2 separate regions of the Mus musculus genome follow, and region 2 is linked to region 1. A link is a loop called in an ENCODE intact Hi-C map of the cell type or tissue named here. Cell type or tissue: left cerebral cortex. All regions are shown on one strand. Each heading gives the region's core, and the rest is flanking DNA. Links, peaks and the distances in the headings are about the cores only. Region 1 holds the start of Ssr1 (signal sequence receptor, alpha). Region 2 overlaps Riok1 (RIO kinase 1).

What was found. Hi-C counts contacts between places; a loop is a spot of excess contacts. Peaks named below come from ENCODE experiments on the same cell type or tissue, not always from the same donor. Only the 100,000 strongest peaks of a DNase experiment are listed, where the experiment ranks them.
Region 2: it touches region 1 in a loop (2.0-fold over the local background); 4 of 42 quality-filtered maps call a loop at or near these places.

Annotation. Positions count from the first base shown.
Region 1 is chr13:37,989,562-37,999,573 of GRCm38, forward strand. It overlaps Ssr1 (signal sequence receptor, alpha), which reads right to left and starts at 4,647. Exons shown (of 8, transcript NM_025965.4): 1 at 4,444-4,647; 2 at 2,436-2,548; 3 at 1-30. The coding sequence starts at 4,522. In left cerebral cortex, for the core only: no CTCF peak of the experiment used is centred there; DNase peaks (open chromatin) are centred at 4,217 and 4,665; H3K4me3 peaks cover 2,091 bases; H3K27ac peaks cover 1,354 bases.
Region 2 is chr13:38,052,549-38,062,733 of GRCm38, forward strand. Riok1 (RIO kinase 1) reads left to right here. Exons shown (of 17, transcript NM_024242.3): 12 at 330-436; 13 at 3,614-3,679; 14 at 4,589-4,708; 15 at 6,140-6,193; 16 at 7,392-7,544; 17 at 8,207-8,885. The coding sequence ends at 8,317. Among named protein-coding and RNA genes, the nearest start is that of Riok1, 21 kb to the left of the region's middle. In left cerebral cortex, for the core only: no CTCF peak of the experiment used is centred there; no DNase peak of the experiment used is centred there.

The DNA of each region.
Region 1 (10,012 bases), core at 1-8,000:
GGATACATCCTCCTCTTCTTTATCTTCTGCCTAAGGGAAGCATCATTAAAAACAGATTGCTGAGAAAGGGCTGGAAAACCACTGAGTTCCCTAGACCGGGATGAAATGCTGCTCTGTGGGTTCTAGTCTGTCAGTTCTCTCTTCCCCTTCTGCTAACTGGAGAGCATGAAGAACATGGAGAACACTCTCCTAGTATCACACTTTACAGTGTCGTTTACAGTGTCGTAACTGGGGAACATGAACACACTCTCCTAGTATCACACTTTACAGTGTCGTTCCTGTGCTGGCAAGTTGAGCAGTCAGGACATCCTGAATGTGATGCATGAGCCTTTCCTTGGGAAAGCCACCTCCTGGATCACCGTGTCCCTCCACCTTAACCTCCAGCTCTGGGAAGTGTGACCAAGGGTGCATGTACGTATGAATCTCAAGACAACTCAGGCCTCTGCCATAATCTCCCAATTCGCCCATGTCTTCACTGCTGAGTGTAAGTCGCTAATAAGAAACCTGGAGAGGAGTTACAACCAAAGCCGAGGTCACTGTCCCAGAGGTAACTTCTGGAAGGACAGAAGCTCTACGAGGTCATCTTTCTTCCACAAACTCCATACATCGAGGGTACTTCTGCTTCCTCTTTCAGCTCATCCTGACCATTTATTTTTGTGATAAGAAAAATTCAGACCACCTTCTTAAAAAGACCTAATTCCTCCCCTTTGGATCGCCTTTCTCCACAGTAAGTACATTCCAGTGCCAGAAAGTTCAAGTAATCCAGAAAAATGATACAATCCATTACTATCATGTAGGCTCAAATTTCAAAGCCCTAAACATCATCTTTAATCCTAAATTAAATTCCAATATACTCTAAATTATCTTACCCAAAGCACTACTTTGGTCAAATATTTACAACTATGAAACAGGAATGTATTGATCTGATCAAGGCTGTTCATGTAATGAGACAGGTTGAAGATGCAAAGCCTCAGAACGGAAAACTTGGCACAGATCGACAGAAAGCACACACATTAACGGTCTTCTACTCAGAGGAGACACTACGCACCTACATAGCAAATCACTAACAACAACAACAAAAATTAATAGAAGAGCAAAGCACCGATTGAGTGGCTGGCATGTCCATACAAATGAAAACAAAAAATCTACGAAGGACTGATGCAGGAAATAAAATTAGCAAATTAGCAGGAAGCATGTTGCAATTGAGCTCCTTTTTAAAAAAAAAAAGCTTTCTGTGTACGGGTGTTTTGCCTTCGTGTATATCTACGGACCATATGCAAGCAGCATCCACAGAAGCCAGGACAGGGCACCAGATCCCCTGGAACTAGACTTACAGATGTTTGTGAGTAGCTATGTGGGTGCAGGGGAAGAGAACCCAGGTCCTCTGGAAGAATAGTCAGCACCTTACCTGCTGAGCCATCTCTCCAACTGAGCCAGTTATTCTTACTGTCATTAGGAGAGCACAAATTTCAGAGCTAGCTTCTAAGCCATCTTCTCTAACCCTTACTTACATAGAGGTATTTTATCTCCTGCTCTTCAACCCTTGCTCCCTAAACACACACACACAACCCCCCAAAAATATCAACTTTAAGAAAGAAAAAAAAAAAAAAAGCCGGGGCAGTGGTGGCACACGTCTTTAATCCCAGCACTTGGGAGGCAGAGACAGGTGGATTTCTGAGTTCCAGGACAGCCAGGGCTATACAGAGAAACCCTGTCTCGGGAAAAACAAACAAACAAACAAACAAACAAACAAGCAAGCAAACAAAAACCTCTGTTCAATCTAGTACCCAGAACAGTACTTGGCTATATGGATGGTAGAGTCTCCCCATAGGAGTCAATGGCAGGTTACAAGCACAGAAAAGGACAGACCTAGGAAGCGAAGCACATGATCTTGATTTGTTCAGTGTACCCTGTCTCCCCACTACTCCAGAAGGCCCTTGCGCTCATGCTCAGTGACTTGCCCTTAGACCAATTCCAACCCTGGGGAGACAGCTCAGAGGCTCAGAGCAGTACTGCTTTTGCAGGGGACCCATGTCTGAAAGGTCACAACTGTTTGCAACTTCAGCTCCCTGTGATCCAACGCCCCTGGACTCCCCAGTATTTGCTCTCACATCCAAGTACCATACAAAACCATACACATAAAACTGAAGAGGTAATTGGCAAACTTGCCTATAAAAAGAGTACATTCTTAGTTGGAATCTCTACTCAGAATATATCATATATATTCTATTATTATTTTTTTTCCTTTTTTTGTTTTTGTTTTGTTTTTTTGAGACAGGGTTTCTCTGTGTAGCCCTGGCTGTCCCAGAACTCACTCTGTAGACCAGGCTGGCCTCGAACTCAGAAATCCACCTGCCTCTGCCTCCCGAGTGCTGGGATTAAAGGCAAGCTCCACCACACCCAGCTATATTCTAAATATGGTATAGAGAACTTACCAAATCTGTGGGTTCATCTTCTTCTACTTCAGCTTCATCATCTTCATCTTCAATTATTGAATCTTCCACTATTTCTTCATCTTCTGTAGGATCTTGAGCCAAAGCTAATGACCCTGAAAATAAAAAAAAAATAAAAAAATAAAAAAGAGCAGTTAACCTTTATCTTTGTCTTTAAACATGAGGTCTAGACAAGAAAATGTTCCACCTATTGTAATATAGTCTCCCTGGTCAGTTGAGCAATGCCACTGCACAAAAAATATTTACATTTTTTACTAGTAGTCTTAACTACTACATTATAATTTTAATGGGAATCTTTTTAATATAAAAAGGCAAAACAACAACAACAACAAAAAAAAAACAAAAAAACAAAAAAACGGGGCAAGCCAAATGGCTCAGTGGTTAAAGGCACTTGCTGCCAAGCCTGACCATGTGAGTTTGATTCTTGGTATGCACCCTGCAAATTGTCTCCTAGCTTCTGGATATATATTACAAGGCAGACAGGCAGACACACACTAAATATAATAAAAAATTAAAATAAATAGTGGCAGCTTCGTGGTTAGTAGCAAAGAAAAAAAATCCAACTATTTTTGCACATGACTTCAAGCATAGTTTCAGACATTTAAAATATCAAAAAAAATAAGGGCTAATCATAATGCTAATTTATAAATCAGAGACTTGTTGACAAAGCTTTCTCAAAAACCACACAACATCACTTTCAGGCAAAACTCTACAAAGCCCTTTAAAGTTCAAGCAGTTCTTATTACCACTTCTCGGGGAGCGATGATGTGGCAATCCAGCAGCGAGGGAAAATGTGGGAACAGCCACATGTGCAAAGCCCAAGAGAAAACACTATCTTTAAAACCATGATTTTTTTAAGTCTTTTTACTTTCCCGAGTTAAAACAGTTCATTCATAGTTTACAGGTAATTTATCAAAAGCCAGATTTAAAGAAAGAAAGAAAACCCCAATGGTCTAAGGTTGTAGTGTGCATATGTGCCTTGCATGCCTGGCACGATGGAAGCCCTGGGTTCATCCCCACCACTTCATCCACGGGGTGTGGTGACACCCTGAAACCCAGCACCCCAGAGGTACAGGCACAAGGATCATAAGTTCAAGGACGTGCTAGCTAGGGCACCAACTTACAACGCAGCCAGGGTTACCTACATGAGACTCGGTCTCAACATCTGTCTTATGTCCCCACCACCACACTCCCAAGCCAAAATCCCTAACAGCTATAATTCAAAGTCATACTAGTTACTAAGTAGAAGCCAAGCACTTCTGTGTGCTTGGCCAAAGAGTTCATAACATGGCTCGTTATTTCTCATGCCCTGGGCCACAGAAACTTAGAGAAAGAAAAGGAATTCTTTCTGGTGACCACTCAAACTAGTTGTTTTTATAAACTAGCAAAATTAATGGACATGGCGGGCAAGGGGGAACAAGTTTCTACGTTTTTACATTCTGCCAAGTTTTTAGCCCAGGTCAATCGTTGGAAAGAATAAACTTACAAAGCTCGAAATAACTTTTTCGCAGCATATTTTCAACCAGCAAAAACTGGCTGGAAAAGGGAGGGGAGGGGAGAGAAATTAGAAAAGGAAGGAGGAGGCCATCCGGCCATACTCTACGGTAGCGGCTGACAAGCAGCCGGAGGAAGGGGACGGATTTGGACACCGAGCCTCGCGGTCCACACAGACCGCGATGGGCGAGCGAGGGGGCCGGGCGAACACGATCCACGCGCCGAGGAGAAGAATCTACAGTGGGCGAATGAATGGAGGCGCGCCGGCGTGTGGCTAGCGACACGTCAGCGCAGAGCTTGGGGACGGGCGGCCCGCGGCGAGCGCGGGCGGAGAAGCGAGGCCGACCCTGGCGTGGGTCCTGCGGACCGCGGGCTTCGGGCCCGCGCTCGCTGAGGACGCCGAGCTGCGGGGGGTCCCGGGGCGGGGGATAGCATGGCCCACGAGAGCCGGGCCGGGGGTCGGCCGCGGTCCCCAACCCAGCCCCGCGTCTCTCACCTCCGGGGCCGCCTCGGAGCAGCACGGCGGCGGGAAAGGCCAGCAGGAACAGCAGCAGCAGGCGGGGGAGGAGTCTCATGGTACGGCCGGTCAGCGTCCGGTGCGGGTCCGCTAGGGCTCTCGGAGGCTCTGGCGGTAATGGCGTTACTCTTCATCCGGGCCGCGGTGGAGGGGCGGGGCACGCACGCACGCGCGCCATCCGTCGCCCCTCCCCGCCACCGTCGACGTGGCCTCTAAGCGCCCAGGGGCGGGGCCTGCGGGCCGGGAGATCACGTGGCCGGCGGTGGCGGGGACCAGGGGAGCCTACGGGCTCCCGCGAGAGCCTAGCTGAGCAGGCTTATCTCTTCCAGATGCTTAGCATCGCTTTGTCCCCCGTTGCTTTGAGGGGCCAAGGAGTGGAAACTTCCCGCATGTGTGGCAGTTGAAAGACAGAAAGTAAAGGATATGGATAACGACAAAATAAATAAATAAAAATAAAAAGCCGAAAGTGATGTCTCACATTGTAACCCCAGAGTTTGAGAGATGGAGGCAGGAGGATTGCAGCGAGCTGGAGACCAGCCTGGGCTATGTAGCGAGTTCGGGGCAAGACTGGGCTACAGAGTTAATACCTTGTCACAAAATTCTACCCCCCCTGCAATAAACAATCGGAGTTCTGGAGTTTTATTCTTTTAAATTTGACTGTCTCTCTGGTGTATAATTGCCAGTGCACAGATAGATGTAAAGGTCAGTCAAAGGACAACTTCTAGGGAACTGATTCTCTCCACATTTTAGATGGGTTCTGGGCTTGAACTCTGATCATTAGAGGTTCAGTTCTGTAATTTTTCTTAACAACCCAAACTTAGCAATTACCTAGCCTTTCTGCAGTTTCTACGCCAAAGATCTCACTTCTGGCATATTTCTGGCAACTTCAGCTGGTCAGTGTGAAACACTCGGGATGTAGTGGCTGCGCTGAGAACCTCCAGCCACAATCCTGATTCAGGGACTGTCTTGGTTACTTTTCTGTTGCTGTGAAGAGATACCATTACCAAGGCAACTTATAAAAGAAAGTGTTTGATTTGTAGGCTTGTTTACAGTCTCAGAGGGTGAGTTCCTGACCATCGCATCAGAGAGAATGGGAGCAGGCAGGCAGTGCTAACGTGGAAGCTGAGAGCTTATATGTTCAGCCCCAAAGGACAAGGCAGAGAGGTAAGTCCAATGGTACGGACTTTTGAAACCTCAAAGCCCACACCCAACAATGCACCTCCTCACATAAGTCCTTACCAAACAGTTCCACCAACTGGGATGTAACATTCAAACACAAGCCTACTGGGGCAGTTCTCATTCAAACCACTACACAGGTTAAGCAGCCACCAGGATCATTGGAGCCTCTGAGCCACAGAGGGACAAATAAACTCCCCTCAGAATTGTTGAAGATGACTGAAGTGGAAGTCACAGACCATATCTCAACTTAATTAACCCCAGTAGGTTCAGATCAGATGAACACATGTCTGACCTGAACAGGGGAAAGAGACTGTCTATAAATTCTATGAACATTAAGGAGTCAGAAGTGCCACCACCTGAAGTCAGACCTCAGAAAGGGAGACAGTGAGATCTTCGGTACAAGGACAGTGTCTCTGTACCATCCCCTCAGTTACAGTCCTTGTCAGTTTCTTGTGCCAGGAGACACTCCCGGGTTAAATACGAGGATCTTGGATATTTGATGGGGTTGAAGACTAATTATAGTCTCACAAGCAAACTTAAGTTGTTTAGCATTGAAAGAGATGATATAGATTTGAAAGGATGTTTTTCAGATGGTAATGTGTACTGGCTGGTTTTGGGTGTCAACTTGACACAAGCTGGAGTTATCACAGAGAAAGGAGCTTCAGTTTGGGAAATGCCTCCTAGAGATCAGGCTGTGGGGCATTTTCTCAGTTGGTGATCAAGGGGGTAGGACCCATTGTGGGTGATGCCATCCCTGAGCTGGTAGTCTTGGGACTTGCTTGTAAGAGAGCAAGCCAGGGGAAGCAAGCCAGTAAGTAACATCCCTCCATGGCCTCTGCATCAGCTCCTGCTTCCTAACCTGCTTGAGTTTCAGTCCTGACTTTCTTGAGAGATGAACAGCAATGTAGAAATGTAAGCTGAATAAACCCTTTCTTCCCCAACTTGCTTTTAGGTCATGATGTTTGTGCAGGAATAGAAACCCTGACTAAGACATAATACAAGCTAAAATCAGAACATAATTCAGGTATAGAATGGTAAGCTCTTTAAGTTAGGGTAAAAGGTAAAATACTGTATATAGTTAATAAATATGATGGACTGGATGTTAATTGTATATCATACTTTGTAATTTACGTGTTATGGTTATGCTCAAATTATGTCTAAGAGTTTTTTTTTTAATTTGGACAGAAAGGATGAAATTTGGGAATTGGTTTTAATGCTTTGAATTAATCCAGTCTCCCAAGTCGGGAATATGCTGAAGGTCCTTGTCCCCAACTGGTTTCTGATGGATCAATAAAGAGCCAACAGCCAATGGCTAGGCAGACAGACTGAAATGAGACTTTGAGATTGGCACAGGGTTGGAAACAAAACAGAGAAAAGAAGCAGAGATTGGCATGAGAAGAAGAAAGAAGAACGATCAGACCTAAAGGCCCACTGACACAGGCCACTTCCCCAATTGTGTTTGGGGTAGCAGAGATGAAATATAGATTTTAAAAGATCTTAATTGAGGAGTACCGGAGGGGAGTGTTTGCTAGCAGTGAGACTAGAAACACCCAGCCGTTAAGACACATTAAAATTAACTGGAGTGTGTGTGTGTGTGTGTGTGTGTGTGTGTGTGTGTGTGTGTGTGTGTGTGTATCTTTCATTCAAGAATCCCGATACCTCTTGGGCAGGTGTGGGTGTGCAACCTGTTGGGAGCACAGAGTGGTTAACTAACTACTGCTACACAAGGACAAGTTTGTTGAAACCGCAAAAACAAACAAAAAGCTGTGGTGGCCTGAATAAGATTGGCCCCCAGAGGCTCATATATTGAAATGCTTAGTAGCATTATTGGAGAAAGATTAGGAGGTGGGGCCTTGTTGGGGTGGGTGTGGCCTTGTTGGGGAAAGTATGTCACTGCGGGTGGGCTTTGGGGTTTAAAAAGCTTCCCAGGACCAGTTCTCTCTTCCTGCCGGTGGATCAGGATGTAGCACCTCTCCATCTTTATTCTGCCTGTGTATAGCCATGCTCTCTGCCTTGATGAGAGTGGACTCAGTTTCTGAAACTGTAAACAAACCTGAACAACATGCTTTCTTTTGTGTGAGCTGTCTTGGGTCATGGTGTCTCTTCACAGCAACAGAACATTCTGACATGAGCAGCTCAGAGCAGGTTGAGTTATCACGACACAGCCTTTATTGCAAAGTCCCATCTACTAATTTCAGCCTCCTCAGGACCCCTGTCTCCCCGCAACCTCTGACCCATCTTTTGGAAGGTATCTTGTTTTCTAGAAACATGGGACATCCAGGGTGATCACACTGGCACTGTTGAGACAGATCTCTGCTTTGGTCATTTGATTCCTTTATAATTTGTGGGAGCAGACAATCACTTCCCTTTATACTTATGTTTGCCTCAGCACCATGAAAAGGCCATGAGCCTCTGTACCCTCCAGGTGACTGCATGTCCTTCAGAACTTCTCTCATCCCTCACCTTCTGCCCTTAACCCTGACCTGCTTTAAAATTACAACCCTTGGGTTGGAGAGAGGGCTGTTCTTCCAGACCACCCAAGTTTGGTTCCTAGCATCCATCCTCCCAACCCCTCCCCCCCAATTCCTCTTCCTCTCAAGTCACCCCTCATAGCATTTCCTGTCTTCTCACACAATCCGTAGCTCTTGGGTCTCCTGGATGTCAATATACCATGACACAGAAAACAGTCTGACATGAGAGAACTTCATTTTGTTTTGAGGCAGGGCCATCTTGTATAGCCCCAGGTTGGCCTTAAGCCTTGAACTCTCCTGCCTCAGCCTCCCGGGCGCCAGTACTATAGGAGAATATCCTCAAGCCCAGCTCAGAAATACTTGGTGAATCAATGGGATAATGATTTTGATGTTCTTACATCTTTTCTCCTTAAATTTATAGTCTGCTTTTTAGGATATGCCCAATAATATATCAGTTGAAACAATTGTGTTTACTGCGTATGAACAAATACTTAAGTTCTTTCATGTGGCAAAGAGCTGAGGAGAATTAAATTTTTCTGCTGTATACTCTCAGGAGGGGGAAATGTCCGTGGGAAAAGGGAACAGAAAATGAGGCTGTCCTGGCAGCTCCGCAATTAGCAGCAGAGCCTCCATTCCTTCCCTAGCCCACACTTCAAAAAGAGCATGGGCAATCCAGCCACCAGACTGATCACCACAAAACCCACCACTTAACCTGCCTCTGTCCCCTCAGGCTCTGCCCTCCTTTCTCTTGCAATAAAATGTTTATAGGCCAATCGAAAGCCAGTCATCCTTTGCAGTCTAGATGGCAGCCCCTGTGTAGAGACGTGGTTTTAGAGCATCCCTCTCTACACCACAGTGAAGGCTGCTCAGTATCATCACCCCGTCAACATCCACTTCCCTCTAATACCACCTTTCAAAACTGACGGCTCGGAGGCCTCTCCTCTCAGTCTCATGTCTCATTTTGCAGTTTTCTTCTCAATGTAGTCCAAGTAGGCTTGGATTTTAACTGTGCCATTAAATCCAGTGACGCTCCTATAAGGCTTCCCTCTCCCTCCAGCTGCATAATATCTTGTACTGTATGGAAGAATCACTTGTCAATAAAAAAATGCTGTTGTCCTATTAGCTTAGGCAGGAAACAGGGAGGTGGAAGTTCTGGTACAGAGAGAGGATTCTGGGGGAGAGACAGGCATAAGGGAAGAGAGATTCGGCCCCAGACACAGAGGAAGACGGTCGCATGTAACTGAGGACCAGGTAACCAGCCACATGGCAGAACTTATAACAGGATGATTAACTTATAAGCTAGTCTTGGAACGATCCAGAGCACTTGGCCAAGGCATTTGTAAATATATTTAAGTCTCCGAGTCATTATTCTGGGACCTGGGACCAGGCAGAAAAACAGAAGCTCACAGAAAACACCGTCCAACATCCAGCACTCATTTTTCCAGGCTCTAGACTCAAACCTCTGTGCAGGACTACTACTAATACTACTACTACTACTCTCTGCAGGACTACTAAGTACTGACCACTAAGCTTCGGATACACTACCTACGGTGTCAGTCCTATCTGCTTTGGGTCTCTATGAGGGCTCGCAGGACACTTCCCTTACAGAATGGGAAGGAAGGCCCTGGTGAGAGGGAAGAGAGTGGTCAGGTGCAGTTTGAAGGCCAGGGCTAAGTGCAAGAAACCCTGGGCAGAACTGAGAGGAGGAGGAGGAGGAGGAGGAGGAGGAGTAAGAGGAGGAGGAGGAGGAAGATAGAGGCCAGAGAGGAAAAGCCTGGGAACACAAGAATGCACTTCTGGATCAGACTTCGAGCAGTGAGGGGGATGGGCAGAGAGAGAACAGGGGGACACATGTCCTAGTTTCTTTTAAGATTGCTGTGATAAAATGCTCTGTCAAA
Region 2 (10,185 bases), core at 1,344-9,343, 64 kb after region 1:
CAATGAAAATACCGTTATGGTGGGGGTCACCACAGCATGAGAAACTATATTAAAGGGTCGCAGTGTTAGGAAGGCTGAGAAGCACTGGGATAAGGTCTTGACACTTGAAGTGGGAATGTAGTCTGGCATAGGGATGTTAGATCTGTCTTGTGTGGAAAGCCATGCATTTGATCCCCAGCGCTGACAAGTCTTGGGATGGCTCAATATACTTACGCCACTTACGCCACTGGCAGGCAGGCGATGGTGCACTGTTTTTTCTTTCTCTGTTCCTTGGCTGGAGGAGGAGCGACTCCCTTTCTCGAGCTGTCATTACTGCTTCCTTCTGACAGATTTCTTTTCCAAGCATGCTGTTGCAGTGATGACCGTGCGGGAGCTCTTCGACTTCGTCACAGATCCCTCCATCACTGCTGACAACATGGATGCTTACCTGGAAAAGGTAAGGTGGGCTGAGGAGAGGACACACGAGAACTTGCCTTTGTGTGGCCTGTCTGAGAGGTTCAGTCATTAGTGTTGCTCAGTGTCACTATCATTTTAATCATGTCTTAGCACTTACCATTTCACAGTGAGATTAACAACAGTAAGGAAGTCAGTAGAGGCAGGGCTCTTGACGTCACTTACTTGGCAGGATTACAGAGAAACTGTGACGGCTGTCAACCTCCATACGTTTAATGAGAAAACTGTCATGTGCGTGGTAAAACATGCATGACCTTAAGTACAAAGCATTATATACATTTAAATTATTGTGTAAGCCACAGATTTTCTATCTTCAGAACTTTTTTTAACATCAAATACTGAACCTGTACTTACCGACCCCCACCAGCTCCTGGAAACGGCCATTCTGCCTGCACTCTGCTTCTCTCAGTACTGCTAACAAGTAAAATCACGTTGGTTTGCTTTTTAATATGTATATGTGTGTGTTTGTGTGACCATATGCTGCAAGCGTGTAGATGCCCAAGGAGTCCTGATGGTATTGGACCCCTGGAGCTGGGGTTACGGGTGCTTGTGAGCGCTGGGAATCAGGCTCAGGGACAAGAGCAACACACAGGCAGAGGAAACACCCCAACTCAAGGCTGGGGAGAGCTGAGCAGCCAGGATTCCCCACAAGACAAATGCCGTGTGTTGTCTGAGTGCATCCTTTGGTCCCTAAACAGAAGTTTTATATTCTAACCTAATCCATTTGTGCCTTCCTTGTTAATCTTGTCACTTCTGAGTCAGGATTCTTATAGTTCCCCTTTCTCCTGGAGGGCCTGTCCACCTTGGCACTTGTGCACTTGTTCATCTTGCTTGGTCTGGCGAATGTTAAAACTCAGGTCAGACAGTTGTGGCAAAGGGTCTCAGGAGGAGCAGTGATTTCAGGAGCATTGTTTTCTCTTTAAATTTTTTTTTTTTTGAGACAGTGTTTTTCTGTGGTTTTTTTAAAGATTTATTTATTTATTTTATGTATATGAGTACACTATAGCTGTACAGATAGTTGTGAGCCTTCATGTGGTTGTTGGGAATTGTATTTAGGACCTCTGCTCGCTCTGGTCAACCGTGCTTGCTCCAGTGGCCCCACTCGCTCCAGTCAGCCCTGCTTGCTCTGTCCCTGCTCACTCTGGCCCAAAGACTTGTTTATTATTATATATAAATACACTGTAGCTGTCTTTAGACACATCACAAAAGGGCGTTAGATCTCATTACAGGTGGTTGTGAGCCACCATGTGGTTGCTGGGATTTGAATTCAGGACCTTTGGAAGAACATTCAGTGCTCTTACCCACTGAGCCATCTCACCAGCCGGAGACAGTGGTTTTTTGTTTTTTGTTTTTTTTAATATCCCCCCGGCTATCTCAGACCCTGTATAGCCAAGGATGAACTTGAACTTGCAATTCTGACTTTGTCTCTTGAGTTCTGAGATTATAACCACACCACAGCAGCCTGTTCTAGTTTATGTAGTGCTGGGGAGCAAACCCAGGGCTCAGTGCATGCTGTGCCCACACTCCTTGCAGCTGAATACATCTCCAGCCTATTTATTTGTCTTGTTTGGGTTTTTGTTTCCTTTAGATAGTCTTACTTTGTAGCCCTGGCTCACCTGGCCTTATGCTCCTCCCTCTGCTGCCTCAGAAATGCCAGGGTCGTAGTGCACCACCATGTTTGGCAGATTATGAACTCTTGAGGGACAGAAATTTTATTTGTATATTGTTAGTACCTGATTATGTACTAGGCAGCTACATGGTGTCTTAGGGTTTTCTTTGCTGTCAAGAAAAATCATTGCCACAGCAACACTTACAAAGGAAACCATTTAATTGAGTTGGAGTACAGTTCAGAGGTGTAGTCCATTCTCATCATGGTGGGAAGTGTGTAGCCTCACAGGCAGGCACGGTGCTGGAGATGTCGCTGAGAGGTTGTACACTGGCTCAGTAGGCAGCAGGAAGAGAGTGTGAGCCGCTGGGCCTAGCTTGAGCTTCAGTGACATACTTTCTAAAACAAGGCGTCTCTCCTATGCCAACAAGTCCTCATGTCCTAATCCTTTCAAACAATGCTACTCCTTAGCCTGTGGGGCCATTTTTATTAAACCACCATACATGTATTGACTATCAAAGTATTTTTTATCTCTATTAGTATTGATTCTATACTTTAAAAAAAACAAAATAAATGTTCTTTCTTTCTCTATATCTATTTCTGAGAGATATATTTTTACTTTAGTATGCATCCATATGGGTATGTGCACGTGTGTGTAGATGCTTGTACAGGCCAGAGGCATTGGACCTCCGTGGAGCTGGTGTTGTGAGCTCTCCAATGTGTGGGCACTAGGAATTGAACTCTGGTCCTCTGGAAGAATAGTCCATGCTCTTAGCCACTGAGCCACCTCTCTGGCCCTCTCCCTGTGTTTTAACTAGAGAACTGTTTTTATGAGTCAGAAGAAGAACCCAGTATAGAGTCTCTCTCCTTACAGTTACTGTTGCCCGCGCGACTTTATTGGTGATATATCCTGTGTCGGCATTAGGGCCACATATTTACCTTTCTTGTGATTCATGTCACTGACATTTCAAGGTTCAAGAAGTGGTTCATTATTGAGTCTCAGTTTCTTCTGATGAAAAAAGATTTCTGCTAATAGTTTAAAATTAAGTTTAAAAAAAATCCTTCTTAAGCTGGGCGTGGTGGTGCACGCCTTTAATCCCAGCACTTGGGAGGCAGAGGCAGGCAGATTTCTGAGTTCGAGGCCAGCCTGGTCTACAAAGTGAGTTTCAGGACAGCTAGGGCTATACAGAGAAACCCTGTTCTTGCCCCCCACCCCCAAAAAAAATCCTTCTTGTTGTCTTGGCCATGAGCTGGGGCTGGGTGTGTGACTTTGTGACCCTGGGCCAGTGCTCCACCACGGAGCTGCCCCCAATGTTGATTTTTGAAGAAGGCACTAAAGGTACCTTGAGACTAGAGGAGTTTATTCTAGTTCTTTTAAAATGACTGTCAAGTCTTTGGTAGAGAGCCAGTCTACATTGTAGAAGCTCACTCTAGTTGGAGAAGTGTGAAGACATGATACCTGTGAAGACTAAAAAAAATAGTTCATTACAAAATAAAAAGTGTGTCTTCTAGGGTAAATGTAAAGGGAAATAATTGTTTTGCTTTCTTTCAAAGGCTATGGAAATAGCATCCCAGAGGACCAAGGAAGAAAAGACTAGCCAAGATCATGTGGATGAAGAGGTGGGGGTTATTGTGTATTCACAGCCTTGGGGAACACTTGTGGGCTTTGCTTGGCACTCTGGAGTGTTGTGTTGTGTGTCTTTTCATATAAACCAGGCTGTCTTAGAACTTGATATGCGGTACAGGCTGACCTCAAACTAGCACTCATTCTGCTAGAGTTAGGAGTATGTGCCACCATTTCCAACTGATTCTTGTGTTACAGGAGTTTCCATGGTTTTGTTTCTGTTGGTAAAGCTTGAACTTGATTTTTAGACACAGGGTATATAATTTACATTCAGTTATATTGCTGTACTCAGCAGCCTTTTAGCCTGTTGTTCAGGCTTGTGGGGTGAGTCAAGAAGGAAAAGCCTATTCATGTGCAAGTATGAATTTTTAGATGGCCTATGTGCTCATTGTGTAAATATAACAGACTTTAAATACTTTGTTAAAAATTAAAATCGAACCAGTCTAAAGAAATCAAGACATTTTTATTAAGGTCCACAATAGGCTAATTATTATTATATTTATTATTTTAATTGTAGCTTATTCTCAGAAGTTTGTGGCAGCTTCATAGAGATATTCCTACAATGTAAGAGTGGTGGGTATTCAGTTGCTCACAGCCAGGCCGTCCTTGCTACCTGTCTATCCTGTCCTTCCTCAGATGCCCTTTGGAATGTGTATGTATGGGAGGAGTGTTACTCTAAGAATCATTGGAATACACTCTCTTTCTCCCCTAAGTCAGTTGTAAAATTTCATTTTTAGCTTACCAAATTGCTTCTAGCTTACCACATAGCAGACATGACCCCAGCGTGTGCACAGCTGGAGTGGGAGCCAGCATTGGCGATGAGGATACATTTCTGCACCCAGCTAAGGGTGCTGAGGGATGGGCAGGGTGAGGAATCACAGTTTGATTTTGCTTTCCTCTTTTAGGTGTTCAAACAAGCATATATTCCCAGAACCTTAAACGAAGTAAAGAATTATGAGAGAGATGTGGACATCATGATGAGGTTAAAGGAAGAAGACATGGCTTTGAACACTCAGCAAGACAACGTGAGTGGCCTGCTCTGTCTGGAGCCTGTTCTACCAAAGGAGACTGAGCGTAGTCCTGCCTGGTGCTCGTGAGACAGCCAGCTCCCTTTGCATAAGCTTCCATACGTGCTGCATAAGCGATGTAAGAGAGGGCGGTGCATTTCCATGTGTCAGAGAACTGTGATGAGAAAAAAGGCGAAGTCTCGGGTTAACAACGATCGTAGTGGGTTGATAAAGCTGTGCTTCATTTTCATACATATTTGAAGGAATGATTAAAATATTTATATCATTTTTAATTATGTGTGCGTGGGGGAAGGCATGCACACATGAGGGAATGCTGGTGTCCTTGAAAGCCAGAGGTGTTAGGGTTTATTGGAGCTGGAGTTAAGAGGGGGTTATAAGCTTCCCTGCATGGGTGCTGGGAACCAAACTCGGGTCCTCCACATGAGCAGAACAAGTTCTTAGCCACAGTGCATCTCTCTAGTTCCCCTGGGGGAAATTTTTTGTTGTTAGTAGACCAGAAAGTAACCTTTTAGGCTTTTTAGCCATGTAGCAAAATTTAGCTGTTTATATAAGTTTTTGTATAAAGAGTGAAGTAGTGTTCTCCAGCTTTTCATGCATGAAATAAAAGCATTAAGACTATATTACATGTGTGTTAGACATGTGTCAGCACGCATGCCGTGGTGCCTGTAGGAAGACTAGAGAACAGCTTTGTCGGCTCACTTCTCTCCTCCTTTGTGTGGCTTCTGCGGAACATAGGCAGGCTCTCGTGGCATGTGCCTTTATCTGCTGAGCTAGCTCTCGGGCCTAAAAGCGCTGTTATTCTTTATATATGTCTGTTGCCTGTGTGATTGCACATATACATCAGTGTGTGCCCTCAGGCCAGAAGAGGGTGTTGGAGCCCTTGGAGCTTTCTGAGCCACCAGATGAATGTAGGCGCTGGGATCCTAGCTCGGAGCCTCATGATTGAGCAGCCTGCACATTGAATCACTAAGCGTTTTCCAACCCCTTGAAAGCACTGTCAGTAATAACTACAGCTTGTGCCGTGGAGATCTACTGGTGAGAGTAGAGTAGGATTGTCTGTGGAGTACGTAACATTGCACTGAGTAAAGTCCAAATTAGTATTTGCTGTCATCTCGTGGGTTGCAAAACCCATCTGAAAACTCTCAGGTTTGATTGTATTGAGTCTGTGGAGATGCAGACCTGGGACACAAGAATAATGCATGTTCCTCTCCGTGTTACTGTGTGATAGATTCTGAGCGAGTTCTCATTCACAGGAGCAGGGTTTAGTCCATGCTTAATGGTACAGCATATACATATTATTGTCGGTTTCTATGTTTATATTACATTTATATGTATATATGTGATTATATATGTGTATATGTGTGTGTGTGTGTGTGTTATATATGTTAAATATATTATGCTTATATTCGTTTTCCTTTTGTTTTCAAGATTCTATACCAGACTGTCATGGGATTGAAAAAAGATTTGTCAGGAGTCCAGAAGGTATGAAAAAAATATGTTGTTATTGCTTTATAACAGAATTTATTCTGTAGATACTGCATTTATTTGTGTGTGTGCTCAAAAGTATGCCACAGCACATGTGTGGTGGTCAGAAGACAACTCTGGGGAGTTGACTTTCTCCTCTTCATAGGTCTTTGGGGTCCAACTTAGATCGTCAGGCTACATGATGAACCTTGCCAGCCTGTGGAAACTCTTTTTGAAGTTTATAAAAGTTTGAAGATGTAAAAGTTACAGAAAAGTGGTATTAGAGTTAACTTTGGGAATGTACTTATTCTGTCTCTGAATTCTTCCATTAAAAGTGAGATATTTGTCATTAATCCTGGACTTCTTTGATGCAGGGGTTATTGATGATAGCCATATACCTTTTTCAGTCGTTTTTAAAATTAATTTTGATAAATGTCAGGGTTGGAGAGTTGGCTCAGCAGTTCAGAGCCCTTGCTGCTTTTCCAGAGCACCTGAATTGAGTTCCCAATACCATTATCTGTAAGACAAAGGAATGGAAAGTTCAAGGGCAGCCTGGACTGTCCAATGAGATCCTGTCTCAAAAAAGAAGAAAAATAGTTAAATAACTAGTTCATTTCAGAGAAAGTGAAACTTCCTCTTGATGGACTGTTCATTTTGGTTAGATTAGCTTACTGCTAGTAATGTAGTAAATACACAGGAAAACAGTTGTGAAGCCACCTAAATAGATTTTACTACTACTAGTACTACTACTACTACTACTACTACTACTAGTACTAGTACTAGTACTACTACTAGTACTGCTACTACTACTACTACTGCTGCTACTACCTCTGTATTTCACATTCTTTCCAAATCCCAGCTCAACTCTCTGTCTTACTAAAAGTAGCAGAGTTGTGTTGTTAATTTAGGCCACCCATATAGCCCTAGTAATCAGATATGCATGTTAGGATAGCTGTGAATGTAATCCAACACATTTGTAAATGATAGCATCATGTTGCACTGTCAAAAGATTAGACACCCTGCTAATTCCTTTGTGTATGTTCTTGAGTCCTACAGGAGTGAATGGATGCTACCCATCTTTCTCCCGCGTGTTGATTCTATTTTGATGTTTCAGTGCATAACTTGAAAGAGTATCTGACATACTGATGTAAGATGCTGGCATTAATGTGTTGATAGTACCTGGCTTCACGTAGCATTGTTCTATAATAATCTCAAGGTCCCCGCGCTCCTAGAAAGTGAAGTTAAGGAAGAGACTTGTTTTGGTTCAGACGATGCTGGGGGCTCTGAGTGCTCCGACACAGTCTCTGAAGAGCAGGAAGATCAAGCCGGATGCAGAAACCATATTGCTGACCCTGACATTGATAAAAAGGTTAGCCAAGATCTTACTCCTGAATGTGGTGGCTCTCAAACATCAATGGTGCCTCTACTTGTAGTTTCCATAACTAAACACAAACTTTACTTTTGGAGTAAATTAGAGACTTAGCTGCTATTAGGAGCTTCTTTAATATCATACAGATTACGTGTTCTGTCTGTTTACTAGAAGCAAATATTTGTTTCTTTCTAACCATTATTTCTCTTAAATATGGAACTTGTAAACGTCAAGTAACATATACTGGGATATTGATTTGACTGTCTATAATTTCAACAGTGTTCAAGGGACATGGTGTAGCTGGGTTCGGGGAGCTGGGGAAGAAAGATAACCTGTGTATAATGACAGAACCTATTGTCCCAGCACTTGGAAACTGAGGAGGGGAGAGATCATTTGAGCCTTGGGAGTTTTAAGAATAGTCTGGATTACAAAGTGAGACCCTCTTTAGAGAGGGAAGAAGGCAGGGATATGAAGGGAGAGAGATGGCAAAGAAATGAGATGCAGGGAACCTCAAAGCAAAGTTGTACTCACCAAGCTGTAATTGTTATTTTTTATGCTACATATACTTTTATCTGCTTAACATATTAATTTTAATTCTAATAATAACTTGAATACACCGAATGAATGAATTTTATTGGGGGTGGGTTGTTTATATTTTACAGGAAAGAAAAAAGATGGTCAAGGAAGCCCAGAGAGAGAAGAGAAAAAATAAAATCCCTAAACATGTGAAAAAAAGAAAGGAAAAAACAGCCAAGGCCAAAAAAGGCAAATAGAATGGAGCCATTCCTCGGCTACATTTTAACCCTGAAACAGAAGTAGCTGGAGGAGGCTTCCTCACTGTCTCACTGTCAGAGGAGGCTGGGGTGTGGTCATGTGATTGTTTCAAAAGCCTATTCTTTCGGGATCCAGTCCTGGCTCTGCTTTTAACGGACTTATTAAGGTATTATTTTAATGAAGAACTTTGTATATTTTATTTTTATATTTTTATCTTGCAAACATTTTCCCACAAGTATCAGAACATGAGTGTTTATGATGAACATCCACGGACGAACTTGGGAACATTTGTTTTCTTTGTCTATGCCAAAGACATATCTGAAACAGCCTGGAGCTCCGCTCCGAGAGACATCGTCTGGCCGTTATGTGCCATTCCCAGGAGCCCTGTTCCTGTGTGTTCTGGATACACAGGAAGCTGTCCTATGATCCTGCTTCATCTTAACTATACCTTTCCAGTGAGCCCTCCCAGCTCAGGTGCCATTTCACACCCAGCCATTTGTTCATCAGATATTTCAGTGTTCTAGGAACTGGGATATAGCTATGAATAAAACCACATTACTTCCTTTGGGTAGTTTGCATTCTTGCTAGGAAATGAAAAATTTTTAAAAAAGTAATATTCTTTGAAGAGGTTATACATTATATAGAGAGAATCAATGCTGAATAAAGAGAAAACCTAGGGAGGTACAAGTTGACAACATAAAATATTGGAGGTGAGTCACACCGAACTTCCTGGCACTGTGGTGGCTGGATGGAAGGAGTCTGCGTTCCAGCCAGACTGGACTACTTAAGCAGATGAGGATACAAGCAACAAAGCCAAGGTACATCGGGAAGGAAGAATACCCCAGTCAAAGCACGAAGCCACAGGAAGGCCCTGCAGCAAAAAGCTGTGTGCAGTGGTCAGAAATGGGGTGGCAGCATCAGACTCGGGGGGAGATCAGAGTGCACAGCTCATGGGGTTTTTAGCAGAGGAGTGTCAGGGTCCAACTTGTAGTTTGAAAGCATGATTCTGGCTTCTAGAGAATTGAAGCAAAGGTGGAAGATGATTGGCTGTGCTTGTTGTTAGCCCTGGTGAAGGATGCTGGTGGCTTGGCCTGGGATACTAGTTGATGTGGAGTTAGCTTAAGGCCGCAGGTGAGTTTGAACGGAGTCTTCCGGTTTATAACCCAAGAAGCCACAGCCCACTGCAGTAACTGTGATGAGACTCGTGGGGGGAGTAAACTTACTGGTAGGAAAGAGAAAATTACAGGACACACATTGAGAAAAATTACCAGGTGTTAAAGAACCTTTTCCTATTTTATGTAGCAAATGGCTGTGTTAATCCTTGCACCAGACACTCTTATACAGCAACCCAGGGTTTCCGTTTAGACTGCAGCTTCCAGCTGCTTGCTTGATGGCGGGTTATGGTGAGTGCCACCTGAACTCTGATTGTATGTTGGAACATGCTCCTTTCTGCTTTAAAGTTCAAAAAGGAGCTTCAGTTTCCATAATATTGAGAGCACAGTTATCATCTTTGTGCACATTTGAGTCTCTTCCAGGTCTTCTGGTTCACTTAGGCAGCTCTATGTGTTTATTACTTTACCATGTGAACGCAAAGCTAGGGCAAAGCAGAATTGTTCTTGCTGGCGCTGGCCTAGTTGGCCAAAGTTGGTGTCATTCAAAATACCTCGTTACGGTTTAGATCCTAAATGTTCCCCAAAGGCCATATGTTAAAGACTTGGCCCCAGGTTGCTAGCGGTATCGCTGAGTAAGGGCAGAACTGTGGGGTGAGGGCCTGGAGGATTAGGTCGTTGTGGGGTGTGTGGTGTGTGTGTGTGTGTGTGTGTGTGTGTGGGCGTGTGGGTGTTGTGTGTGTGGGCATGTGTGGTGT